Regions from separate parts of the Homo sapiens genome. Here regions 1, 2 and 3 are each linked to region 4. The links are chromatin contacts, found by Hi-C or POLR2A ChIA-PET in ENCODE. All regions are on one chromosome and are shown on one strand. Each heading gives the region's core, a stretch centred on a gene start or an enhancer-like site at or near the end of the contact. The rest is flanking DNA. Distances are from core to core; before and after follow the strand shown. Region 1 overlaps HIVEP3 (HIVEP zinc finger 3). Region 2 overlaps HIVEP3 (HIVEP zinc finger 3). Region 3 overlaps HIVEP3 (HIVEP zinc finger 3). Region 4 has its middle 110 kb from the start of GUCA2B.

The links. Hi-C counts contacts between places; a loop is a spot of excess contacts on that map. ChIA-PET counts read pairs that join two places held with the same protein, here RNA polymerase II (POLR2A). Pooled maps may share reads with other maps.
Region 1: a map of gastrocnemius medialis shows a loop between it and region 4 (2.4-fold over the local background). The contact joins two enhancer-like sites. A Hi-C loop is called at or near these places in 1 of 168 maps with a recorded cell type or tissue (gastrocnemius medialis) and 5 of 50 pooled maps. POLR2A ChIA-PET finds 5 or more read pairs at or near these places in 2 of 52 experiments (BJ and endothelial cell of umbilical vein).
Region 2: a pooled map shows a loop between it and region 4 (4-fold over the local background). The contact joins two enhancer-like sites. A Hi-C loop is called at or near these places in 9 of 50 pooled maps. POLR2A ChIA-PET finds 5 or more read pairs at or near these places in 2 of 52 experiments (BJ and activated T-cell).
Region 3: a loop to region 4 is called in a map of dorsolateral prefrontal cortex, with 2.4 times the contacts of the local background. The contact joins two enhancer-like sites. A Hi-C loop is called at or near these places in 1 of 168 maps with a recorded cell type or tissue (dorsolateral prefrontal cortex) and 2 of 50 pooled maps. POLR2A ChIA-PET finds 5 or more read pairs at or near these places in 2 of 52 experiments (AG04450 and BJ).

The regions. Positions count from the first base shown.
Region 1 is chr1:41,616,485-41,619,968 of GRCh38, forward strand. All of the region lies in intron 3 of HIVEP3 (HIVEP zinc finger 3), which reads right to left. The region is part of intron 1 of LOC128125817; the gene reads right to left. Among named protein-coding and RNA genes, the nearest start is that of EDN2, 130 kb to the left of the region's middle. Within about 2 kb of position 1,712, at least 13 of the 41 ENCODE cell types and tissues checked have a DNase peak (open chromatin) inside an H3K27ac peak, as active enhancers do.
Region 2 is chr1:41,637,794-41,641,282 of GRCh38, forward strand. All of the region lies in intron 2 of HIVEP3 (HIVEP zinc finger 3), which reads right to left. Among named protein-coding and RNA genes, the nearest start is that of EDN2, 150 kb to the left of the region's middle. Within about 2 kb of position 2,003, at least 2 of the 41 ENCODE cell types and tissues checked have a DNase peak (open chromatin) inside an H3K27ac peak, as active enhancers do.
Region 3 is chr1:41,775,086-41,778,547 of GRCh38, forward strand. All of the region lies in intron 1 of HIVEP3 (HIVEP zinc finger 3), which reads right to left. Among named protein-coding and RNA genes, the nearest start is that of HIVEP3, 140 kb to the right of the region's middle. Within about 2 kb of position 1,346, at least 7 of the 41 ENCODE cell types and tissues checked have a DNase peak (open chromatin) inside an H3K27ac peak, as active enhancers do.
Region 4 is chr1:42,038,569-42,041,626 of GRCh38, forward strand. It overlaps the pseudogene HNRNPFP1. Among named protein-coding and RNA genes, the nearest start is that of GUCA2B, 110 kb to the right of the region's middle. Within about 2 kb of position 1,748, at least 2 of the 41 ENCODE cell types and tissues checked have a DNase peak (open chromatin) inside an H3K27ac peak, as active enhancers do.

The DNA.
Region 1 (3,484 bases), core at 462-2,961, 420 kb before region 4:
TGACCCAAGCTCCCATTTGAGACTCCAGCCTTCCTTAGAGGCTGCTCTCAGGAGGCCACTCACTGCCTGAGGCAATAGCAATTACTTTTTTTTTTTTTTTCAAACAGGGTATAGGAAGTGGGGAAGATGGGGAGCCTTTTTTTTTTTTTTTTGAGATGGAGTCTCACTATGTTGCCCAGGCTGGTCTCAAATTCCTGGCCTCAAATGATCCTCCCGCCTTAGCATCTTGAGTATCTCAGATTACAGGCTTGTGCTACTGCACCTGCTCAATTTTTGTTTTTCTAAAAATGGTATCATCCTATGTACATTCCTCAGCACTCGGCCTTCCTCATGGACAGTCTTTCTAGGCTACAGGCCAATAGGTTGTGAGCAGTTATCCTGTACCAGGCACAGTTATAAGCACCTCACATAATTAACTCAGTTACTGCTCCTAACAAGCTTAAAGGACAGGCACTATTGCAATCCCTACTTTACCAAAGAGGAGTGTGAATGGCCAGAGGGTCAAGCAACACAGTTTGTAAGTGGTGGGATCCGGATTTGAACCCTGGCTGTCTGTCTTCAGACCCTGTGCTCCTAACCACTCTACCGTACTGCCTTTCCAAACAGAGACAGGATCTGTCTCAATCTTGTTACAGCTGAATGATGGACCATGGTTTGGATGGAATACCTTTAAATTTACTGTTAAGTTTGTATATTTTTTGTAAGTTTTCCTACTAGAATTTTGCCATAAACATCCTTTATACACATATCTTTACAGACTGATGCATTCATTGTTCCATAGGCCGGATTTCCAGAAGTGGAAACATGGATCAATGTGTGTGTTTTTGGTTAAAATACCTATGGGGCCTATTGTTTGGGCCATCGTCCTAATAATGAGCCATGTCATTTTCACTCACTGGTTTTGATTCTGTCCCGAGGACCACACAGAACATCTCTGACCCTTTTTCTCCAGACAACCCCTGGGGTGGTTGAGGACAGCAAGTCTGTCTCTCAAGTATTCTGTTACCCAGTTTCTTCAAAAGTTCCTCTGACAAGGGCTGCATGCTCCTGAGGGCTGGTCCAGATACCTCTTAAAGTGCGGCACCGCCTGGGGTGATCTGGCTTATGCCCCTTGCTCCCCATTCAAAGACACACAGAGAGGGACATTGACAGTGCACAGGAGATATCAACAGTGTTTCCTGACATCCATGATGCACGGGAGAGAACCAAGTAGGTAGGATTCAGACTTCTCATCTTCACCTCTCCCAAATCACACACATGCCTTCCTGAGAAAGAGACCCTTTGTGAGATATTAAAGACCAGCCAAATTCTACTCCCACATCATAAGAAACTGGAGTTCACTCTTTAATTAGAGAAGATGCCAATGGCTTTGGAACTGGACAGGCTTCTAAGCATCTTTTAGTTCAGTGTCTTCTTTTACAAAAGAGCCCTGGAGGGCAATGACCGCACCAGGCTCACATGTCATTGGGTGTGTGGCAGCATTTCCCTAAGCTGAGACCAGGGTCACTGGTGGGTGCATTTCCCCAGCTCTCTCTGCCTGCTGGTTCCTAGGAACCATCTTACTAGAAAGGCGTAGTGTAAATATTTTGCTAAGCAGCCAAGAGAGGAAACTTACCCAGGCTGAGCTGCCCTGTGCTGGGTGCTGGCCATGGACACAATGCTCAATGAGGGCCATTATCTGGGAAGGGAGGGCTGTTTGTTCCGCTGCGGGATGGTGCCAGAGCCCGGAGCCACCAGGCTTGCCACTCTGGCTGCCACACAGAAGAGTCTCCTTGCGCTCAGCAGACTCTGCGGTTATGCAATGCCGGGCCAGGAGGTTAACTCTCCCCAGGCCAGGAGCCAAGCCTTGTTCCTTCCTGCCTAAGCATGTCCATCTGAAAATGCTGAAAATTGAGGGCCTCAGTGTTTGCAAAATGTGCTCGGGCCCTGAACCTGCTGGTTTATTCCAAAGGGCGTAGTGTTGAGGAGCTGGTGTGCCCATCCTTGTGGCTCCTGGCAGCCTCCTACCGAGGCCCAGTGCTCTGACAGCAGCGTCTGCCTGCCATCCTCGGGCACCACTCATAGGCCTTGCAACCCTTTGCCTGGGTGCCCCTGTCCCGTTCTTTCCCTTTCGGTGGTGTCTGGTCTAAGTCCTTTCTTAAGCCCGAGTTCTACTCACTTGTTCAAAGCCTTCCCTGACCACCCCAGGCCCCAGTGACCTGAGCTCAAGGATGAGTTTCCCAAGACAAAAGGGACCTTGGAAGTTATCTATCCACCTGGCCCATTTTCCAGATGAGGAAACTGAGGCTTGAAGAAGTTGACTAGTCTGAGAGAAGACTGAACAGATGTGTCAGCCTGGCTCCCCTCTCAGAACTCTTTCTCTTATACCTCACGTCCCATCTGTCAGCAAATCATGTTGGCTTGACCTCAAAATGGAGCTGGAATCAGACCCCTTCCCATGGCCCCCGCAGTTGCCACCCTGGTGTGTGACTCTATCACCTCCTGATCTGTCACATCACTGCCTCCTAGCTGGCCTCGGGCTGCTGCCCCCGCCCCCTCCAGGGCAGCCTCCACAGCCTCCTTCGGCAGGACAGCCCACTCCTCTGCTCAGGCCTCCCAGGGCTTCTGGATGTTGTGCCTGCCTCTCCCTTCCAGCCTCCTCTGCTCCTGTGCCCCCACCCCCACTCCTCCAGCCACACCAGCTTCCTTGCTGTTCCCAGCAGGCTGATCTTGCCTCCGCCTGGAATACTCTTTTCTGATACCCCCAGCACTTGCTCCTCGCCTCCCTCAGGTCTTTACTCTCCACCCGTCCTGACTGCCTGATTTCAAAACCTTGACAACCTGCCAGCCCCGTGCCCCCTATTCCTTTCCTGACTGCCACCTTGTCACATACTATGTATGTTACTTAAGAAGATAATATATTTACATTTATTTTACATACACTTATGTTTTTAAGATCTCACAAAATATACAGTCTATAGAGAGTGTGCATGTGTGTGTAGTGACGATATGTTTGTCTATTTCCCTACCAGAATGTAACTCCAAGAGGCAGGTGTTTTGTGCTTTGTCACCCAGAATGGTGCTTGGCCCCTTATGTCTAAGTAGGGCCGAAGGTAAGGATGACCTACCTCTTTGAGGATGGATGAGGATGGTGATGGTGGCTGGGGTGTCACCTGACTGGTATGGGTGTTAGGAGTGGGGGAAGGGATGAGTTTGGTGGCATATGTAGGCTCAGCAGAGGGAGAGCCAGGGCTCCAGGGAGGTCAGCTGGGAGGCTGTCCGAATGCTATATTTTTGGAGCCATATGGAATAAACACCCAGACACCTGGGCCTCAGTCCCCCAACCCCAACCAGCCCCGGTAGAGCAGCTCCAAAATAGGAAATTCGCAGAGGTAGCCCCAGAGAGGCTGCTCAGATTAGGCTGCAGTGAGCACCTAGGCATGGCTGGCCACTCCCTGCTTTTAGGCATCCTGAATTTGCACGTCTAGGAATCTCCATCTCCATG
Region 2 (3,489 bases), core at 753-3,252, 400 kb before region 4:
TGAAAATGATATAAAAGTATAGAGACAGAAGGTAGAATAGGGGTTGTCCGGAACTGGGGCAGAGCAGAATGGGGGGTCAGTGTTTAATAAGCACAGAACTTCAGTTTTACAAGATGAAAACAGTTAAGAGGCCAATATCTTAAGTGAAACAACTAAGAAACAGAAAATCAAATACTGCATATTCTCACTTATAAGTGGAATCTAAATAATGTGTACACATGGACACGAAGTGTGGAATAATAGACGCTGGAGGCTCTGAAGTTGGGAGAGTGGGAAGGGTAAGGGATGAGAAATCACTTACTGCATACAATGTACATTATTTGGGTGACGGTTGTACTAAAAACCCACACTTCACCGCTATGTAATATATCCATGTAACAAAATTGCATTTGTACCCCTTAAGTTTATACAAAGAAAGAAGAGAAAGAAAGAAAGAGAGAGACAGAGAAATAAAGAAAGAGAGAGAAAGAAAGAAAGAAAGAAAGAAAGAGGAAGGAAGGAAGGAGAGAGAAAGAAAGGAAAAGGAAAGAAAGAAAGAAAGGGAGAGAGAGAGAAAGAAAGAAAAAGGAAAGAAAGAAAGGGAGAGAGAGAGAAAGAAAGAAAAGAAAGAAAGGAAGGAAGTAAGGAAGAAAAGGAAGAAAGAAAGAAAGAGAAAAGAAGAGATGGATGGTGGTGATGGGTGCATAACTTTTTGAATGTATTTAATAACACTAAACTGTACATTTAAAAATGATTAAGATGGTAAATTATGTTATGTGTATTTTACCATAATAAAAATTGAGAAACTGATATAAAAGTGTCTTCTTTTTAGAAAACAGTTGAACAGGGAGGGGGCTACTAGGGGTAGAGGGGCCCATCTGCAAGGTGGCACCCACCCAGGGCAGGAAGGACCAGGGCCAGCTCCTCTGCTGGCCCCACCCAAAATCATGAGGAGGGAGGGCCCTTGCTCTCCACTCTCCACCAACACATCAAAGCAAGGCCTTTGCCAGCAGCTGGTAGGGGCCGCATCCGGTCTGGGCACTGGGGGTTGGCATCACTGCAGCTGACAAAGGGTTAAAGAAAAATCCTGGATGCCTGGCAGGGGCCAGCCTCACTGGGTCATAACAGCTGTTTTCCAAGGGCTGGCAGGGAGGCAGGGGGGCTTTGGACTCTGGCACTGGGCCTCACACACTGATCCTAAAGAAAGTGGAGAAGAAGGCTGGCCCTGAGGCCCCTGCCACCCTCCTGACACCCTCCTGACACGTGGCCCTTCCCTCCACTCTGAACGGAACGTCTGCAGAAGGGGCCGGCACATGGAAAGTCAAATTTGATCTGTGTGGGGCAGGGAATTGTGGGATGAATCTTTCTATTTTCAGTTTTATTTGTTATTGTGGTCTGTGATCAATAAGAAAACATGAAAATCTAAGACATGGGTCACACATGGCAGAATCATATGGAATAATCCTGGTGGTTCATGCTGGGATACTGGCAAAGGGGTGGATGGGAGGGGAAGAGAGAGAATTACTGGCATGCCTCATTTACCCAGCACCACAGAAGTAGCATGGTATAGCATAGCGAGTTGGCCTTAACATCATCAGAAAGACATGGGTTCAGACCCTGGTTTCATCCATTACTAGCTCACTTTCCTCATGAGTCAGAAGTGAAGACTCTCACCCCCTCCCTGGGTTTGCCACGTGGATCAGATGCGACAAAGTGTATGTGAAATGAGTATGAACCCAGTATACAAAAGGCACTCAATAAATGCCTGTGCCCTTCTTCAGTTATGGTGGGACACCTTCCAAGTCTCTCTCCCTCTGTCAATCTCTCCTCCTTCTGGCTTCTGTTTTGGGGTTTGGGGTTGGCTCTGTGACCCACCTCCCTCTCTGTGGTCAGCCTTCCGGCTCTCACTTTCCTGAGGGGCTCACCTTTGTTTCAGCGGAGTGCGCTCTAGTCTGAGAATGCTGTGACATGCAGCTGACAGCCTGGAGGCTGCCTTGGGAACCTTCCCGGTCCCCAGCTGTGTTCTCCAGACAAGAGGCTTCTCTCTCACATGGTAGCTGACTCACGGATGAGTGAGGCGTCCCCAACAAGGAGAGTGGGCAGAGAGACAGGCAATGGAGCCCAGTCATTGATAGCGACAAGACCTGCTTTGAGGATACCCAGAAATGTTTTCCAGGAAAGACAGGGCATTTAAAAATAGAGAATGGTGATACTTTCCATTGTATGAAGGAGCAAAAAAGAAGAACTTCAAGTACAAGATAACATATTCCATTTAGTGGCAGGTAGGAATATACTGTCTCATAAACTCTACACTGGGATTTGGCAGAAGAAAAGTTCATGGTTTTCAGGCACTGCAGGGACAAGGAAGGGAGGTGTTGCTGGTGTATATGGGGAGCACCCAGCCCAGGAGTCGAGGAGAATACCGGAGTGGCGGGAGGAGGAACAGACGAGACTGGAGGAGCTGCACTTGGAGATGAAGGTTCTGAGAGCTGCTGGGGCGGGGGTTGGGGGGCGGGGGAAGGTAGGTGTGGGAGGAGCAGTGAGGTCGCTTCCTGCTATATCAGGCCACACCTCGCAGCCCTCTGTCACAGAAAGCCCCCTGGAACTAGGCACTCTACACAGGGGAGCAGAGAAGACACCGTGTTCCCTCTCTGGGTGCAATAGAAATCCCATGAGGCAGCCCCACATTTGAGGTCCAGCTGCACCCAGCTAAGTGACCTTGGACAAGACACTCTCCATCACTGGGCTAGACCCCAGGGTGCAAAGGTGAAGAAGACCTTGTCCATGTCTCAGGCTGTGATGGATCTAGCAGGGAAGATAGATAAGAAAATCAGTGGTTCTGGCCCTTTCTCCCAGGGAGCCCAAAACCTGAGCTGCTTCCCCGCAAGAAGGCTTCTAAATCTCCCCGGGTTGTAGACACAGAAGCCAGAGGTAGAGGAAGAACCCAACATTTGTTGAGTGTCTTCCACGTGCAAAGGCTGTCCCTGCATTTTTTCACAGTCATACTAATGCTACGGTCAGGCTCCATCATCACCATCTGACAACTGAGGAAACTGAGGCTTTGAAAACAGAGAGATGTGGACAGCCTTGCACTGCAGGAGGGCCCAAGGCTCTGGCATTAAATAAAACTGGACATTACTGGTCTTAGACACTGTGTGGCCTTCTTCGAGTCCTTGACCACCTGTGAGTCTGTTTCCTCACCTCTGAAACAAGAGCAAGAGTGCACGCCCTGGGCTGGGGTAAGAACAAAATGGTACGGTTGGCTTCCCAGAAAAATCCACCTTCTCCCTCTTCCTCTTCTGGTTACTTCTGATCTTTTAGCTTTACTTATGTTTATGATTATTTCATCTTCTAAAATAAGAAGATACCAGATCCCATAACAAGATTGCTGCAACTTATTCACAGCAAAGCAGGTGGAGGCCTCGGGAGATCCCGGGGACTACAGAACCTCCACCACTGGCCCACAGTAGGACAGGGGCAGGGAGTAATTCATGCCTACTAGGAAGACTG
Region 3 (3,462 bases), core at 96-2,595, 260 kb before region 4:
ACCCACCGCACCCAGCCACAAGTATCCTTATTTACTATTTTTGGTAAACTGAATAGCCACATCACATTCTGTTTTCTGGTGTTGAAACATGAATATTTTGAAACAAACTCCCTCCCTCCCTCCATCCATTCGTCCATCATATTCTGGATACAAGACAAACATCAAAAGTCTCTCCTCTTAGTCTTTGTGGAAGAAGACATTTCTGCGGAGCATATAAATTTGAATGGCAATATACTCCCTTAAGAGGGACTTCAGACACTATGCTGTTCTTTCTAGCAGAGCTGTTGGCTTCAGAATCTAAACAAAACTCCTGAGTTGCCAAAAACAGCCTTGCATTCTTCTTTCAGATCACCTCAAGGCTCTAAGAGGATGGAAGGAGTGTTTTTTGTTTGTTTGTTTGTGTTTTTGTTTTTTTGTTTTTTTGAGATGGAGTCTTACTCTGTCGCCCAGGCTGGAGTGCAGTGGCGCGATCTCGGCTCACTGCAACCTCCACCTCCTGGGTTCAAACGATTCTCCTGCCTCAGCCTCCCAAGTAGCTGGGACTACAGGTGCTCACCACCATGCCTGGCTAATTTTTTATTTTTAGTAGAGATGGGGTTTCACCATGTTGGCCAGGCTGGTCTTAAACTCCTGATCCTCATGTGGTCCACCTCCCAAAGTGCAGGGATTACAGGCATGAGCCACCGCACCCAGCCAGAAGGAGTGGTTTTGATACCTGAGCTTCCAACATGGAGAGTCCATGATTTCATGGATTCACTGTATGGCAAAATAAGCTCCTGACATCACACCCACAAAAAGGCCAGCATCCTACTCTGCAGACAACCCAACAGCCCAGCATTCTGCCTAGTCAGTTATGTGCAGTTACATGTGGACACAGTTATGTGCCTCCACATCCATTTTTATGTGTCCACTGTCAGTGAAGAATAGATCACAGAAGATCCACTGCAAGGGGAAATCTATAAAGATTTGGGTTTCCTGCAGCTGAAATAACAATAATAAAAGGGATGAGCTCCTTGGCATTTAAACAAAGCCCTCAGTCAGAACGTGAACAAAAGGAAAGAGGCTGCCAAGCAGGCCCTGCCCGTGCAGTCCATAAAAGAAAATCTTGTGGACCCTAGAGTTTACAAAGGCAAGAAACCTGTTCTTCTCATTGATGACTGGGCCCAGAACTTAAACACTGGCCACATGTCCATGAAGAAAAAAGAAAGAGCCTTCTCTTGAGACAGGTTTGAATTCAGAGGCAGAGACGTTCCCTGAGCATGCCCTCTGTGCCAGGCACCACTGGCCTTGTCCACGCTTGAGCCAGTGTTTTGGGCAGTGGGGTGTGTGCATATGCTCTGGGGGCAGGGTCAGGCTGACTGGGTCCTTGAGATAATCTCTTTCCACCAGTGGCCGTGGGACATCTCGGTCTGTCTTTGGGTCTGTCTGCTTATGAAAGGTGGCCCTTTGTCCTTATGCAGGTGAAGATGAGGCTGCAGACCAGCCTGTGACACCCATTCAGGTGGGTGTTGGCTTTTAGCCCCCCACTTCACTTTACCTGGATTTCTTGGTTTTACGATATAGTCTTCAGGGGTGGGGGTATGAGGTCATAGCTGTTGTCTGCTTTCAGCAAAGAAGGTGTTTCCCTCTCCATTTCTGACTCTTGTTCATTCTGGAGGCTTCAGAGAAGGAAGTTCTGAAAACAGGCACTCTCTCTGCCATCTTTCTGGAAACCCCTTCAGCTGCTTCAAAATATTTAGGGAACACCTGCTATTCCTCCCTCCCTTCACTCTTACAGCAGATCTTCACTGTGAGTGTAGTGGGTGACAGGCAGGGAACTAAGCTCTTTCTCTGAGCTCCCATGACAGCTCTGGGAGGGACCAGGGAGGAGAGGTTAAGCAACCTGCCCAGAGCCACAGACATGAGCAGTTACACTGGACTTCAGCCCAGGACTTGGACTCCTGGTTCAGGTTCTCTTCCCCTGGGTTACTCCCCGAGTCAACAGGAGGGCCGTGGGAGAAAAGAGGTCCTGGCTTCAGCTGGGCAGCCTAGGGTGCTGGTCGCCTGCCAACCTGGGTGCAGAGCCTGATCTGGGGCTCTCCCAGAGGCTCTCCTTGGCTGGCAAGCAGGAAGCTCCAAATGCTGGGCTGCAGCCCAGAGGGAAAGGAAAGGGGCTTCTCTATGCTTCTGATTGTCCCCGTGACTACCCAGGAACAAAGCGGGGACTCACACTGCCTCCTGCCACCAGCCTCCACCCAGCTGTTCCGGCCACGCAGCCCCATCTCTTCAGCCTGTCTGCAGGAACACTGGGCATTTGTCAGCTTTCAGAATCACGGCTGTGTGCCCAGGGCTCTCTTGACCCTCCAGCTCCAGGCCTCATGGGGCAGACCAACAGAGGCACAGGCCCTCTTTCAAACCCCCAAACCCACCACCCAGTGAAGCCAAGTCCCTGGTCCACGGTATTTAACTATTATATAGCCTAACACCCCACTGGGGAGGTTCACACCCTGATCTGATTAAGCTAAAACTGCATATAACAGTTCACATGCATTCGCTTTCCGTGTGTGCAGAGGAAAGAGCTTTGGGTTAAAAGTCAAGGCAGTTCATCGGTTAGACCTCACCAAGCCTGTCATCATCTCTCAAATGGGAACAGTAGCTGCCAATTCTAAAAGCAAACATCTGCTGGGGGCTTCTTAGTATCAGGCGCTTTCCTACATCCCACGTGTGTCATGCATTTAATCCGCACAGTAGTCCACCCAGCTCCTTGCCCTCTGGGAAGAGCGCAGATGTTGCTAATGGAATCTTGGTAAAAGGTATCATGTGGCCCCAGAATAGTGGTATGCATCAGATTACCGCGTGCTTCACGCATGGTGTGGTGGAGCTTGCAACGTCACACTTTCAACAAATCTATTCAATCGGCGGGGGTTCTTGGCAGCAACTATGTGCCAGTCACTGTGCACAACCAACCAAATCCCTGTCCTCCTGGGGGTGTTGTTCTGGTAAACACAGCAAAGGCTCAAAGACAGCAGATGATGCCATTAGTTGCACGCACTTCATTGACCGAAAAGTTGATTTTCTCCTTATCTTCGGTAATGAACGAAGGAAGAGGGGACAAGCAGAGGGGGTGCTTGTCATTTCCTGGCGTTTGAGTGGATGGCATCTGCTCTGCCCCAGCAGTACAAGGTACCTCCTGAGTGGCCCCATTTGACAAGGCAAGAGAGTAGAACTTGCTTTTCTCTTGTAGTAGTGCAGAAACTCAGTGTCCCAGTGTAGTTCAGGTGGCTCTCCAGGCCCTGGTGGTAGGGTTCCTGACACTCACCATGAGCCTGCCCGGCTTGGCATATCACAGTCCTCTGGCTACCACGGGTCCCTGATAAGAGCACCTGAAATGACATTGAATACCTGGGAGTGCAGCTGGGACTCACTGGTCCCCAGGTACAGGCTCAGCCTTGCCCCAGGCTCAGGGATCCAATCTTGTTGCTG
Region 4 (3,058 bases), core at 498-2,997:
TATTGGGTTTTCTGAAGGATCCCATATCTCTCCAATGCGCTCCCCTGTAGGAACTTAATTAGAATTATCTTCAACCAAAGAATCTGATATCGAAATGTGTCTGAGAAGCAAACCAGGTCTTTACTGAAAACTCATTAGAGGCATTCCATCACCTACGGGAAAGACACCAAGCTCCGTAATACAAGCCCCAAGACCCTCCATTACTCTGTTCCAGGCTGCCTATCTGCACCTTCTCGCCCTACTCCTTACCTTGCCCTTACATCTCTGCCCTTCTGAATTATTTGAGGTTTCACATAACCTATGAGGTTTCATGCCTCAATACTCATGAGTCCCCTCTGTAGAAGCCCTCCCTGCTCCCATCCAGCCCACTTGAGAAAGCCTTCCCTGGCTCTTCCCTGATCCCAACATTCTGCCTTCCTCTGTGTTCTCAAGGCACCTGAGTTTCCCACCCACTCACTGTCATGGTATTTCACCTACCTGCTTTGTTATCTGCCTCTCCCACCAAACATGGAGTTCCTGGAGGGCTATGCCTTCTTTTCTGTTTCTCTGCCTCCATAATTCGTGAGTAAGAGAAAGGATCCCAATACAGGACATTAACAAATCTTTTGACCAGAGAGATGAAAATCCAGGCTGGAGGCATCTCATATAGGCTATCAAAAAAATTTATTCCTGTTCTGAAATACATTCCAGAACACTGCCAAGACCCTGGTAAGACTGGCGGACACTTATTTAAATGATAGCTCTCATTCTCTAAAATCTGAATTTCTCCTGAAAGCCTTCATGCTTTAATGAGATTCAAAATTAATTAACTCAGACAATTGTCTTCATCACTGTGACTAAATGACAAAGTGTGTTTTTGTACATATTTTTGTACATATTTGAAGAATAAACAGAATGTAAGCAAGCAAATCCATGGTTCTGTTTGGATGGCTATTGTGAAACACGTACCTTAAGTGGAATTATATAACCATCCATCTGCAAACGTTGAGTGAGGAGAGCTGGATTTCAGTCACAGCTTATCCATGACCAGCAGCTTGACCTTGGATAAGTCATTGCCCTTGGACACCTGCTGTCAGCCTTCCCAGTATCCATTTCTTTATTCTCCCACCATTGGAACCCCCACCCCCCAAAAAATTTGGGAAACCACTTTTTCTCCATTCTAACCTATATGGTATTAAGGTTGTTCACCTGACCCCAGACTCCAGGAGTTGGGCCTGATTGTCTTAAAGCCATTGTTTCTATCCCATCCACCTGGCTACAGAAGTTAGTTTAAAGGCAGTCATGAAACCCAATCAGAGCAAAGGGATTTGAAACACACTTGCAAACGGCTTCTGGCAAAGAAAAGATTCCTCTGCCTGTAGTAGATCCTACCAATGATAGATTGATGATAAATCCATGATAATGTGACCACTTGGATAGAGATGAGATTGCCAGGCAGTGAAGGAATACTGAGGAAAGCAGAATGGGAAAAGAAGCAGAACGTTGGTTATACTGCTGGGCAGTGAACAACTGGATCAAACAACACCTGAAGCTGATAGACCTCTATACGCTTCAGTTATGTGAACCAATCAATTCCCTTTGTTGTTGGAATTTAGTTTTCTGTCTATAACATAAACAGTTCTAACAGTAACAATCTCTCTGGGCCTCCATTTTTCATAGATAAAAGTAATACGGATAACATCTAAGGAGGCTGCTGGAGTGCCAGGAGGAGGCCGTGGGAACACCGTCACCTGGTCCCAGGGCCTGGATTCGCTGCTTCCAGCCAAACACGCGCATATCAGGCCGGGGCCTTCAGACCTCACGGAAGGCATTCGCCCCAGGCCAGGTGGACTTCTGATGCAGGTTGAGAACAAAAAGAAGCACCTGGACATTCCCCGGAGCCCTCTGCGTGGTCGCGCTTCAGTGGAATTTGGGGACCCTTGGCTGCCAGCCATGCTTGCTTGATAGCAACAGAAACCAGTTCTGCCCGACTCTGTGCCACAAAAAAGCCACACCCCACTCACCTGACACCCACCCCATCAAGAGTCCATGCTGCTGGGCCCTGAGGGAGGGGAGGGCTTTGTGGTCAGGCTCCATGGCCCGCCCTGGCCCTGATCTGTCGAGGATGCGCAGGACGTCCTCTCCAACTGCACCATGCCCCATTGGGCTCAGGCGAGTTCCATCTACACCGGAGAGGGGTAGGCAGAGTGGTGAGGCTTTTGCTGAACTTGGATCAGAAGAGGACGTAAAAATGGCCCTGGAAAAAGACCGGGAAAGCATGGGACACTGGCGCATTGCGGTGTTCAAGTCCCACAGAACCGAGGTGAGTTGGGTGTTGAAGGAAGCACGGCGGTCCCAACAGTGCGGGCAGCGCCAACTACGGCTTCGCGCTCGAACTTTGAGGACTCTCATCTGGATGCACAAAGAAGAAATCATTCAGTTCTTCTCAGTGTTGGAAATCCCAAGAGTTGGCCTCGCAGGAGTTAGCTGAGAGGCTCTCGGAAAGCCCAAGGAGAGGACAGGGCACAGAGACATGGAGGTGTTCAAGAGCAGCCAGGAGGAAGTTAGGTCGGACTCAGGTCCCCCTGAGACTCATATCCGTGCTGCCCCGGACCCCTGTGACTGGCCCGGGCTTCCGGGAGCTACCCTGGCATCGTGAAGCAGGCAGGCGCAGGATGCGGGGCCACGAGGAGCATAGCGGCCTCTGCACCACGGAGCTGCTTGGTGGGGGGTGTGGGGGAACCTCAGCTACTGTCTCTCCGGAATGTATGACCACAAATATGGCGACAGTGAGTTCACAGGGCATAGCACCACCGGCCACTGCCTCTGCATGAGGGGCTGCCATGCAAAGCGACCAAGAGCGACATTTACAACCTCTTCTCTCCTTCCAACCTGGTGAGAGTCCACATTGAGATGGGCCCAGATGGAAGAGTGACCGGCAAAGCAGATGTTGAGTTTGCTACTCGGGAAGAAGCAGTGGCAGCTACCTCCAGAGACAGGGTCAGCATGTGGCACAGATACATAGAACTATTCCTGAATTTGACAACAGGGGCTAGCAATGGGGCGTACAGCAGTCGGG